Regions from separate parts of the Mus musculus genome. Here regions 2 and 3 are each linked to region 1. Evidence: chromatin contacts called from ENCODE Hi-C or POLR2A ChIA-PET data. All regions are on one chromosome and are shown on one strand. The core of a region is the stretch at or near the end of the contact, and the rest is flanking DNA. Distances in the headings are between cores, read along the strand shown.

The links. Hi-C counts contacts between places; a loop is a spot of excess contacts on that map. ChIA-PET counts read pairs that join two places held with the same protein, here RNA polymerase II (POLR2A).
Region 2: a loop to region 1 is called in a map of v-Abl transformed pro-B cells, with 2.4 times the contacts of the local background. The contact joins the enhancer-like site here to the promoter of Tmem201 in region 1. A Hi-C loop is called at or near these places in 2 of 37 maps with a recorded cell type or tissue (both v-Abl transformed pro-B cells). POLR2A ChIA-PET finds 5 or more read pairs at or near these places in 3 of 5 experiments (all embryonic stem cell).
Region 3: POLR2A ChIA-PET joins it to region 1 with 39 read pairs in embryonic stem cell. The contact joins the promoter of Slc25a33 here to the promoter of Tmem201 in region 1. POLR2A ChIA-PET finds 5 or more read pairs at or near these places in 4 of 5 experiments (Patski and embryonic stem cell).

The regions. Positions count from the first base shown.
Region 1 is chr4:149,736,217-149,739,818 of GRCm38, forward strand. It overlaps Tmem201 (transmembrane protein 201), which reads right to left and starts at 1,852. Exons shown (of 11, transcript NM_001284270.1): 1 at 1,619-1,852. The coding sequence starts at 1,731.
Region 2 is chr4:149,798,118-149,801,719 of GRCm38, forward strand. Gm42354 (a long non-coding RNA gene) reads left to right here. Exons shown (of 3, transcript XR_881588.1): 2 at 2,195-2,356. Among named protein-coding and RNA genes, the nearest start is that of Gm42354, 9.2 kb to the left of the region's middle. Within about 2 kb of position 2,019, at least 1 of the 3 ENCODE cell types and tissues checked has a DNase peak (open chromatin) inside an H3K27ac peak, as active enhancers do.
Region 3 is chr4:149,772,278-149,775,879 of GRCm38, forward strand. Slc25a33 (solute carrier family 25, member 33) reads right to left here and starts at 1,990. Exons shown (of 7, transcript NM_027460.2): 1 at 1,723-1,990. The coding sequence starts at 1,778.

The DNA.
Region 1 (3,602 bases), core at 602-3,101:
GCCTCTTGCTAAGTGAGGCTTGCTTCAGAACTGTGAGAGGCCAATTCACCTGCACATGAAACCCAGACCTCATAAAGACAGTCACCCGAGACCCCGTGCTCTGACCAATCAGCAGCAGTAGTCCAAACATGGTCCAAACCTTCACAGTCTGGTGTCAGTATGAAAAAAGCATGAAGGGGTTTTTGGCTGCTCCTGAAAGAAATAACACGTCCCACCGGGCGTGGTGGTGCACGCCTTTAATCCCAGCACTTGGGAGGCAGAGGAGGTGGATTTCTGAGTTCGAGGCCAGCCTGGTCTACAGAGGGAGTTCCAGGACAGCCAGGGCTACACAGAGAAACCCTGTCTCGAAAAAAACAAGCAAGCAAACAAACAAACAAAAAAAACAACAACAAAAAGAAATACATGTCCCACACACACCTCACCAAGAACTCAGATTCCTGTCTCTAGCAGAGGCAAGGCATTCGTTGGCAGGACAGGAAGGGTGACAGGCAGCCAGTCCTGGCCACAACAAGTCCCACTCTGCTCTTTTGGCCAAATGCCCTGAGCTGGCAGAGGCAGCCAGGAGATGCCTGGCTTTTGGGACAAGCTCTGCTTGGCACATGAACAGACTGCCCAGGCTCCCCTAGGCCCAGGTAACGAGGGACTGCTTTGGGTTGGCTGATCTTAAGCGGTCCCTCTGACTCCCAAAAACTGGGTGGGAACAAGACAGGAAGCTTGGGTTGAGATCTAGAGTCAGGCACTCTCTCAGCCCCCCGGGATGTGGCCCCCTCTTTCAAACACAGCTGACATCCATCCCCTCCTTAGGTGCCGCTGACTCACCTACCTCTAACAACTTTTGCCTGCCCTCTCCTGCAGAAGAAATGCAGGGTTAAGGAGGGCGACCTATCACCCTGATTGCCAGTTCAAACCATAGCTCCTTGTCATCCAGCGACTAGGGTCAAGTCCCGAGCACTGCACATCCCCGGCTGTCCCAAAGAGGCTCCCACGAATGCGTGTATGTTCCTATCCTCGGGAAATGTGATCAGGTGAGCTATTCCTTCACGCTGCTGGAGAAACGACTCCATTCTGGGGTTTGACCACGGCAAGCTTGGAGTACTGGGGTCTGCGTGGTCTCTGAGCCATGACAGGCCAGGGTATTGATCCCAAAGCCCATCCGTGACATGTGTCCAAGGAGTACAGCGTACACCTCTGAGTGGACAAGTTCCTTAAATGTGTGGAGCGCAGGCTCCTGCCTCAGGCTGCTACTGCTCACACGTGCCTTCTAAGTACTCAGCTCCAAGGCTTCTCCGGGGGAAAGCTTACGCGAGGAATGTTATTGCTATCGCATACAGACCATCAAGCGCCAGCTCTCATCCTCCTAACCGATGGGCGGCAGAGGCCCAGCAGGGCAGTCCAGCCAGGAGCACGGGCCTCGAAGGGAGGAGCAAGCAGCAGCCCCCTCCCCCAGCCACGGTCGGCGGCTGCTCCCCGACGAGGCTTTTAGGGGGTGAGGGCAAAGGCGGTGGCGGAGAATGCGTCCCGCATTCGCGAGCAGGCCTGGTCCGCCCCTAGGACTCCGCCGTGGCCTCGCGGGGGCGGGGCGGCGGCCCGGGCCGCGTGCAGCGGGGCGCGCACTCACCTCCGCGCAATCCGGTAGAGCACCACGCCGGCGGCAGCGCACGCCGTGACCCCGAGGCCGCCCGCCAGGCCGGCGGTGGGGCAGCTAGCCAGCAGCGCGCTCACTCCCTCCATGGCTTCCGGGCCGAGTCGGTGGGCAAGGGGCGCGGGCCGCAAAAGAGACTCCCAGCGGCCCGCGCGCTCCAGCTCGCGCCGTGACCTTCGCCGCTTTGTAGCCGGCGCGAGCCCGCCCCTTGACTCGGCGCGCTCCCGCCGCGCAGCCAATCGCGGCGCGGGGCGAGCCTGAGTGGGCGGGGCGCCTACGGAAGCCCTCGGCACTGGCTCGGACGCGCCCCCCAGCGTCCACAGTTGCAAAGCCACTCTCTAGAGCTGGAAGGAGTCCCGCCTGCGCCTGCAGCCTGCGCACGCATGCATTTGCAGGTCCTAGTGCTGCTACCTTAACGCTAATCCTTGCCAATGCTTTCTCCACTTAGTCCTGCTTTCCTGGCGTTGGGCTAAAGTCGGTCTGTGCCGCTTCAGACGCCACAGTGGTTGAAAATTAGCTTGCACAAACACAAACGTCCAAAGACGGAAACGAGGTTAAATAATCACAGGATAGCATGTTTCGGAACATAATGCAGCCATTAGAGTGAATGGCTAAGGTGTGTGTGTGTGTGGGGGGGGATTGGTCCTGAAGGGATTATCCTTTTTTTTTTCTTTAGTCGAATGTAGATGATTTTCATAGTTGCCAAGTTTGATGAAGTCTGTGCACTTCAAATAGATTACCTCGGGGAGTGAGATGGAGGGAAGAGCCACTTACAGGCGTGCTTCAGCATTTACGTGAGCTAAATTAGGGATCAAGAAAAACTCACTGAGGCTTGGTGATGCACGCCTTTAATCCCTGTGGAGGTAGGCGGATTTTTGTAAATTTGAGGTCAGCTTGGACTACACAGTGAGTTCCAGGTCATCAGGCAATCCATGGGCTAGTAGGTAGGTCCTGTCCTAAAACAAAACAAAATAAAACAAAACATCTCTAGCAAGAAATATTTATACCAGGTTGGGCAGATGTTGTGGCACAAGCCTTTGATTTCTTTAAAAAAAAAAAGGTCAAAAAATTATGGGGCATGGTGGTGCACACCTTTAATCTCAGTACTTGGGAGGCAGAGGAAGGCAGATCTCTGTAAGTTCAAGGCCACCCTGGTCTACAGAGCAAGTTCCAGGACAGACAGGACTCTGATACACAGAAAAACCGTGTTTTGAAAAACAAAACAAAAACAAAACAAAAACAAAAATCTAAAAAAAGTTTATCTCTAATTACATACTATGTTTCTGTAGAATACCCCACCAACACACACACACACAATTTTATGAGTGTCTCTTTTTTTTTAAAGATTTATTTATTTATTATATGTAAGTACACTGTAGCTGTCTTCAGACACTCCAGAAGAGGGCATCAAATCTCATTACGGATAGTTGTGAGCCACCATGTGGTTGCTGGGATTTGAACTCAGGACCTTCAGGAAGAGCAGTCGGGTGTTCTTACCTGCTGAGCCATCTCATCAGCCCCTATGAGTGTCTTTAAGATCAAGTTCTCTGTGGGCAATGATGGCTTGAGGGTCACTGTAATAATCTCTCGCTTTTGTTGGCAGCTCACCTGTCCACATGTCACCAGTCAGGAAGGAAGGAGCAGGTTGTGTGCAGGGAATCAATGTAAAAGCCTGGAAGGTGTCGCTTGTACATCAGAGACAAGACCTTTCCCATCCTCCTTTTGCTTTCTATTAGCTCTGAGTGTGCCTAGAGTGCACTGGCTCACACAATGCATGGCCACGCCCACACATCATTCACTTTCTGGATCGGATGCCTTGAGTTCCAGGAAAGGTCTCCAGCAGATAGCTGTTGTCTAAGAGCTTCCTGAACATCACTCACACCATCTTAGGCACCGCATGACTATTGGCATCTCTAAGTCTTAGGCAAAGGGAAGGAAAAATGATTTCAGATCCAGATTT
Region 2 (3,602 bases), core at 769-3,268, 62 kb after region 1:
GGAGAGGGAGAGGGAGAGGGAGAGGGAGAGGGAGAGGGAGAGGGAGAGGGAAAGAGGGAGAGGGAGAGGGAAAGAGGGAGAGGGAAAGAGGGAGAGAGAGAGAGAGAGAATTTTGCAAGCAAGCACTGCAGGGCTCTGGCTCAGCCAGATGAAGACACTATTGCGGCTACAGAGTTAGGAACAGGATCCAAGCAGCCAGCCTGGCAGCATCAGAGCCCATCTGAGGCAAGTGCCACACAGCTCCTGAGGTAGAGCAGCCTCCACAGTGAGGCATGGCACCTTCCCTGGTATCATCTTCTCACTGTCACCAGTGGGTGTGGAAAGAACTAGATTTAGTGACCCTCAACTCATCTGTTAACTGGTCCCTGCCATGAGCGTGTCCCTCAGTGGTTGGAATTTTGGTCCTCTGTGGTAATGTTGGGAGGTCATAGACTGTCTTACGCTCTAGGCGGCTGTCTCTTCTTCTCTCACATGCTCCTTTCAACAAGGGACCATCTGCATGTGAGTGAGAGATCCCATCTCAAAAAGCCAACAGCAACAATGGTAAATGACAAAGGAAAAGAGAGATGCAGGTCTGGAGTTCAGGGGTCAGAGGCAAGTAACTGTAGCTTTGTGACAGTTCCCAGGCCAGCTGGGAGTTTGTCTGCCTGTCTCACCAGAATAAACAAACAGGCTCCCGGGAAGTCACATGGGGCTGCCTCTCTCTGCTCCCAGCCTTCCTCCCAGCTAGCCTGGGAGCCATCAGTCCCTTGGGGGTGGGGGAGGCACTGGACTCTTGTTGGTGGGTGGTTCCTGTTGCAGTCACGCACTCTAGGCAACAGGTCTAGTTGTTAGTGAGTCTGAGCAGGGGTAGGACTTGTTTGTCTCATGCTCTGATTTTTCTCTCCACGCCCCTTTCCCCTCAGTGAGAATCTGCACTTGAACAAATCCCAGCTCAAACAATGAATGGGTCAGCATCTGTTTACCACTGCCTGACTTTTATCCCACTATCCCTTGGGACAAATATATCGACCATGAGTATCAAACGTGGGCTCATGGTGTGGGGGATGACCCTTAAAACATCTGCCCCTAACTGTGTCCTTCTTTAGACAGGGGCAGAATGGAGCTTTGTTCTTAATTTACAAGTCAGAAGGAAGTCCTCAGAGAAAGCGCCTTTCAGCACCGTCTCAAGATGGTGCCAGGATTTTCCCATTTACGGGTGGGGGGTGGGGGTGGGGGCTCTTCTACAAAAGAAATCACGAACTATTTTTCATAAAGACCACCCAGGCAGACTTTATAATACAGTTGAAACTTTTAAAAATATTTATTATTTTTAAATTTTTGAGTGCATGGGTGGGTGTGGGGGTGTGGGGTGCATGCACGCACAAAAGCACAATGCAGGTAACTTAGAGGCCAGAAGAGGGCAGATTTCTCAGAGCTGGCATTACGGGTGGTCATGAGTCATTCCTATAGGTGCTGGGAACCAAACAGTAAACCTACCATGTGTTCTAACTGCTGAGTCTCTCTCCAGTCTAGGAATTAATTTTTTTGTGTGGGGTCCAAAAAATGTCAGACTTTTGACCTCTCAGCTCTGAGGAGAGCTGGCTGGGCCAGGTGCAGCTGTCTTTCCTTAGCCTCAGAGGGAAGTGTGTGTGTGTGTGTTTGTGTGTGTAGAAGGCAGAAATTAAGAGTACATGTTTTTTTTTTTTTTCACTCAGTCTTCATATTTTTGAGACAGATTCTCTCATGGAAGTTTAGTAACTTTGTTAGGCTGACTTGCCAGTGAGTTCCAGAAGTCCACGGGTACCAGACCTCTGGCAGTCCTGGGACTCTAGATGTGCATCACATGACCGATGTGTTCACAAGGACATTGGTCATCAGAACGCAAGTCCTCGTGCTGGGCCGCAGGCGCTGCATTGACGGAGCCGGTTCCATGGTCTCTCAGGGGGTTTTTAAACTGAATAGTGATGACTGGTCTCGGGCAGTGGTCAGCCGTTGATGTGTTTACAATGGAAAGGAAGGGAAAGCGGGGAAGCTCTGACTGGCATCAGCGCCGGAGCCAGGGAGAGGTCATCGAAGCTGCAAGCAGCATCCTGGGTAGCCGCACAGGATAGCCGCTAAAGGGCGCTGGGATTGGCTGCTGTACTTCCCTGCCTCTCGGATCTGACCTTGACTCCTCTGTGACTCATTCATATCTCTTTCCACAACACTGCAGGGTCTGAGGACAGTGGCTGGCTGGATCTGGTTTACTTTTTTGTATTCCCAGAAGCAGGATGAAGGATCAGCCCAGTTTCCCAGGAAATGTGTGCGCTGTGGAGGCCGCTTGCTGTGGTCTCTGGGTTGTAGCAGAGCTCAAAGAGCTCAGAGTTAGAGAGAGGTAAGAAGCCGTGAAGGGGGGGGGGGGGCTGGAGAGATGGCTCAGCGGTTAAGAGCTCCAGAGGTCCTGAGTTCAAATCCCAGCTACAACCATCTGTAATGGTATCTGATGCCCTCTTCTGGTGTGTCTGAAGAGAGCTAGTGTGTATTCATAAAACAAAAACAAAACAATAAGAAGCTCTGAGGAGGCTGTGTGTGGGTGGAGGTGTGGGTGTGGGTGGAGGTGGGGGCTCTGCTATGGAGCCCGGAATGCACCCAGATTGCACAGTGTATGGGGTATGGATTCAGTAGGAAGATTAGACCTGCCCTGGTTCAAGCTGGTTCAAGCTGGCAGAGTCAGGGACAAGGCCCAGGTACAGCAGAGCAGTGCATTGTGGCTTAGGCTTTAATGAAATAATGAAAACAGGCCTGTGGAGGGAAAAAGGCGATCCTTCCAGTCACAGGCTCAGCCCAAGGCTAGAAAGTCATTATAGGCTAGGAGTGTCAGCAAAGGGACCCAGCACCACAACTAAGAGGGAGTTTACTAGGCATGTAAGGCTGGCTCAGTATTAGAAAGCCAATTAATAAAATTCACTGTTTGAAGAGACTGAAGAAAGAAAAAGACAAAACAAAACAATAATAAAAAACCAAAAACCAAACCACAAATAAAAAAAAAAAACAAAAACAAAGAACAAACAGACAGAAAACCCAAACCAAAACACCATGTGGCAAAAACACAAACTACATGGGGTAAAATGCTCAGCAACTAAGAGATGGAAAGGAACTTCAACATCATAATAAAAATCCACAGAGCATGGCCGATCCCAGAGTGGAAGACGAGAAGCTGGTGGCTCTCCTGCAGACAGCAGGCACAAGGCCAGCTCATCACTACTGTCTGACACCGTACGGGAAGTTTCAACCAATGCAATAAGACAAGAAAGGGAATAGCATAAAAGATTCCCCCCCTCCTCTTCTTCCTCCTCTTCCTCCCCCCTCCCCCTCCCTCCCCCTCCTCCTCTTCCTCCTCCTCCTCTTCCTCCTCCTCCTCTTCCTCTTCCTCTTCCTCATCCTCCTCCTCCTCCAGTTCCTATAACTAGCAAAAAACTGAATACAGTGAGCATAGAAAGGTTATAAGACAAACATTTGACCTGAAACCGGCAGAAATAAGGGTCCCGAATGAGGTGCTGTGTGTGAGGATCAGGTTAAGAAGCAGAGAAGACACAAAGGCAATACCTGGGGTCAGGAGGATTAAGTATAACATCTTATAT
Region 3 (3,602 bases), core at 740-3,239, 36 kb after region 1:
CAGCTAACAACAGAGGAAAGGGCTTACCAGACCCCTGGGCTGACAACTTTTAACTATAGTCTGTGCCCTCTTTATACTGACTCCTTTCATGCTCTACCTTAAAAGGTGTTTTAGGCTAAAATCCAATTAGAGCTCTGAAAGCAGCTTTTTGAGGGTTCATTTCTTTTCTCATCTGCAAGCACAGAGATCTTAAATGGCTAATGAAGGAACCAGAACTTGTTAAACACCACTGCTTCAGGCACAGCACTAATAAACTCCCTGCCTCTTAATGAGTCCCGCAAGCCTCACTGCCCATTGCAGTATTCTCTATCAGCACGTAAGAGGCTGGAATTGGCAGCCAGAGGGCACTGTGAAGGGTGTGCAGGGAAATCCATCCAGACAGGGTCATCAACTATAGTAGTGAGCCTCAACACAGGCCACTCTGAAACTCCCCCAGTTAAGAGCAGGCAGACATACAACATAAGAGACCACTCAGTTAAAAAAGAAAAGAAAAGAAAAAGTATAACAAACAAACAAAACAACCCATTGAGTATAAACTTATTTCTCTTGGCTTTAAAAATATGCCTAACAGACTTTAAGTTCCCTGGGATGACACATTTATATAAAGTGAGGGTGCCTTCTAAGGCTTACTCTCAAAGGTTAATACCAATGAAGACATGGATAGGAGGAATGAAGGCCTGACAGAAATGGATGAACAAGAAATTCCTCCTGCCTAGGCACAACCATTAAAGCTATCTGACGGGTGAAAGGTACTGCCAGCCTGCCAGGTAAAAGGACCAAGGCACCAGAAACCCTTTCATCACCGTTATTTTCTGGATAACCCTTTCATTAACCATTACTTTCTAGTATATGGAACTGTTTAGGTCCAGTTATAGTTCTCAAGTGAAGATGATAACACAGGAAAAACGCTGCATGTTATGTAAAACTTAAATAGCTGGGCTAAATCTCAAAGAGCTCTTCATGACCCCAGGGCTGGGGACACAGCTCCATAGATAGTTTGAAAAACCAGCACCAAAAGGGTCCCAAGCCACTAGCAGCTATGACAAAAGGAAAAGAAAAATACTATTTAAAAAAGAAAACCCCAAACTTTCGTTTTTTTAGGGGGTTAATTCAGCTCCTAGTTGTATCCTCCTATCATGATGTGTTCCTCCACTGAAAATCACTGAAAGGTGCTTTAGGATCGATTAGCACTGACCAACCTTCCGAGGTCCCCATTTACCGTCCCACGTGGTGCAGACCAGCATCCGTTCCCCCCCAACCCCCCATACTCCGCAGGGCAGGCCACGGGCTGCCCTGCGACACCTGCCCGCAGCTCTGACCCAGCGCAGTACCTCCTGGGCTAGCTGCCCCGGGACCTCCAGCATCCGCACCTCTGCAGCGGTGAGTGACCGCAGCGTGATCAGGAAAACGCCAGGAGGCCGGAGCCACAGGGGCTCGGCGCGATCGCCCCTGGTGACAGTCACACCAGCCAGGAATTGTTCAAAAGGAGAATACGGCGAGAGGCGGCCGGTGGGTGGGGGATGGGACCGCGGACGCGCCGGGTGGAAAGCCGCCGTGCCGGCTGACCCCGCGGTGGGGACGCCGAAGCCACGACCCTCCTGGGCTGCCCGTCCTGGCTTCACCCCAGTCCGCGACGGACGGGAAACGCGGATTCCCAAGGCCACGGCACGCAGGGGGAGAAGGCCGGGGCTGAGGCGAGAGCAGCTCGGGCCCCAGACTCACCCGCCGGCGAAGAGATGAAGCAGCGTGTTCTCTTTCTGCTGAGTGCCCGTCGCCATGGCCGCGCCGGCTCCGCGGCCCGCCGCAGCCGCTCGTGGGACGCGCGAGGTCTTGAGCTCCGCTGGCTTCGCTGCCTTCCTCAGGCAGCCGCCGACGCGCCCATGCGCGCGGGAGGCCCAGGCGCCCGGCTCCCTCCGCGGCGTCGCGCCCGGCCAGTCAGCGGCCTCTGCGGCGCTTTCCAGCCGCTAGGCAGAGAGCCTAGCGCGCGGCCGTCACGTGGCGGAGGCCGGGCCGTGACGTCGCGGGGCGCGGCGCGGCGGAGGTGTGGGCCCGGATCCCGTACGCCTATTGGACGGCAGGTGGATGTGGGCGTGGCGGTCGTGCAACGCGGGGCGGGATCAGGCCCCGAAGGGCTGCTCAGGATAATAAGAGGATGACCAGCAAACTGGTCAAAGCTGCTTGGTCCTTCTCAGAGGCTGGAAACTGAGTGTGTAACCATGCCCTATGCTCCAAACCTCTTCTTCTTTTTCTTCTTTTTAAAATTATGTTTATGTGTGTGTGATTTGTTTTTTTTTAAGACAGTCTTACATTGCAGTCCTGGACTGCCTGGAACTTGCCATGTAGACCAAGCTTGGCCTCAAATTCACATTTTATCCGCCTGCCTCTGCCTCCCAAGTGCTGGGCCTAAAGGCGTGCGCCACCACTACCCAGCACCTTGGAACTTTCTATGTAGACCAAGATAACCTCGAAGTCACATTGATCCTTTTGCCTCTGCCTCTCCAGTGCTGAGATTACCCAGCTGTTTTTTGTGGTTTTTATTGTGTGTTTTTAAGGGATGTCATGGGTTCACACATGCCACTGTCTAATGGTGAAGACCAGAGCACAGCTTGCAGGAGTCAGTTTTGCCTATTCATCATGCAGGTCCCAGGAATTGACTTGTTTTTTGAGACAGGGTTTCTCTGTGTAGTTCTAGGTGTTCTGGAACTTACTGTGTAGACCAAACTGGCCTCAAACTCACAGATCTACCTGCTTCTGCCTCCTGAGTGCTGTGATTGAAGGCATGAGCCACCATGCCTCACGGGTCCCAGGAATTGGACTCAAGTTGTCGGATTTGGCTGCAAGTACATTTACCCTGAGCTCCCGATCTTTTTAAGAATTTCATTCTGTAATATTTCCATGTATAAACATGTATGGTGATTACATATTACATCTCACAGCTCTGAGCTTAAATAGGAAAAAAAAAAAAAAAACACGTCACCTAAACAGCCTGCCCTCCTCTAGCCTACCCTTAGTGTTTTGTGTGTTCTTGATCTTTCTATAAATAGCATTATATTTGGTATGTATTTTGCAGTGTGAATTTTGTACTGTGTGCGCTGATGCTCGGACTTGAGCGACCCAGATCGCTCCTCCCCTTAAATATCCTGGACCACTGCCACAGTGAGCCTGGCATCTTCTTACCTCCAGGTCTGGCTCTTGGCTGGGCTTTGCCTGGTTGCCCTGGCAGCACCCTGATCACATGGCTTCGGTGACTCCATGTGGGCTCGTGTACTCACTCTGTTTTATTCAAACTGTTTGTCCCATTCTGGAATGCAAGCTCCATGGGAGTGGGGGGCCTTGTTTTTACACTTCATGGTTGTTCTTAACAGATTGTTCCTGTCACGGTACCTGCCACCTAGTACTGCCCAGGGAACTAATAAACAAATGTCCTAGATTGAACTGATCATTCTACTCCTCCCCCAAGCCTGCTCAGTCTCTTCTGTTCCCTGCCCTGGTAGTGACTCTATATTCTGCACAGGCACCAAGGCCATTAATGTCAGCTTCTAAACTGACTCATACTCTCTCCCTTCCCCTCCCTCCCTCCCTCCCTCCCTCTCTTCCCTCTT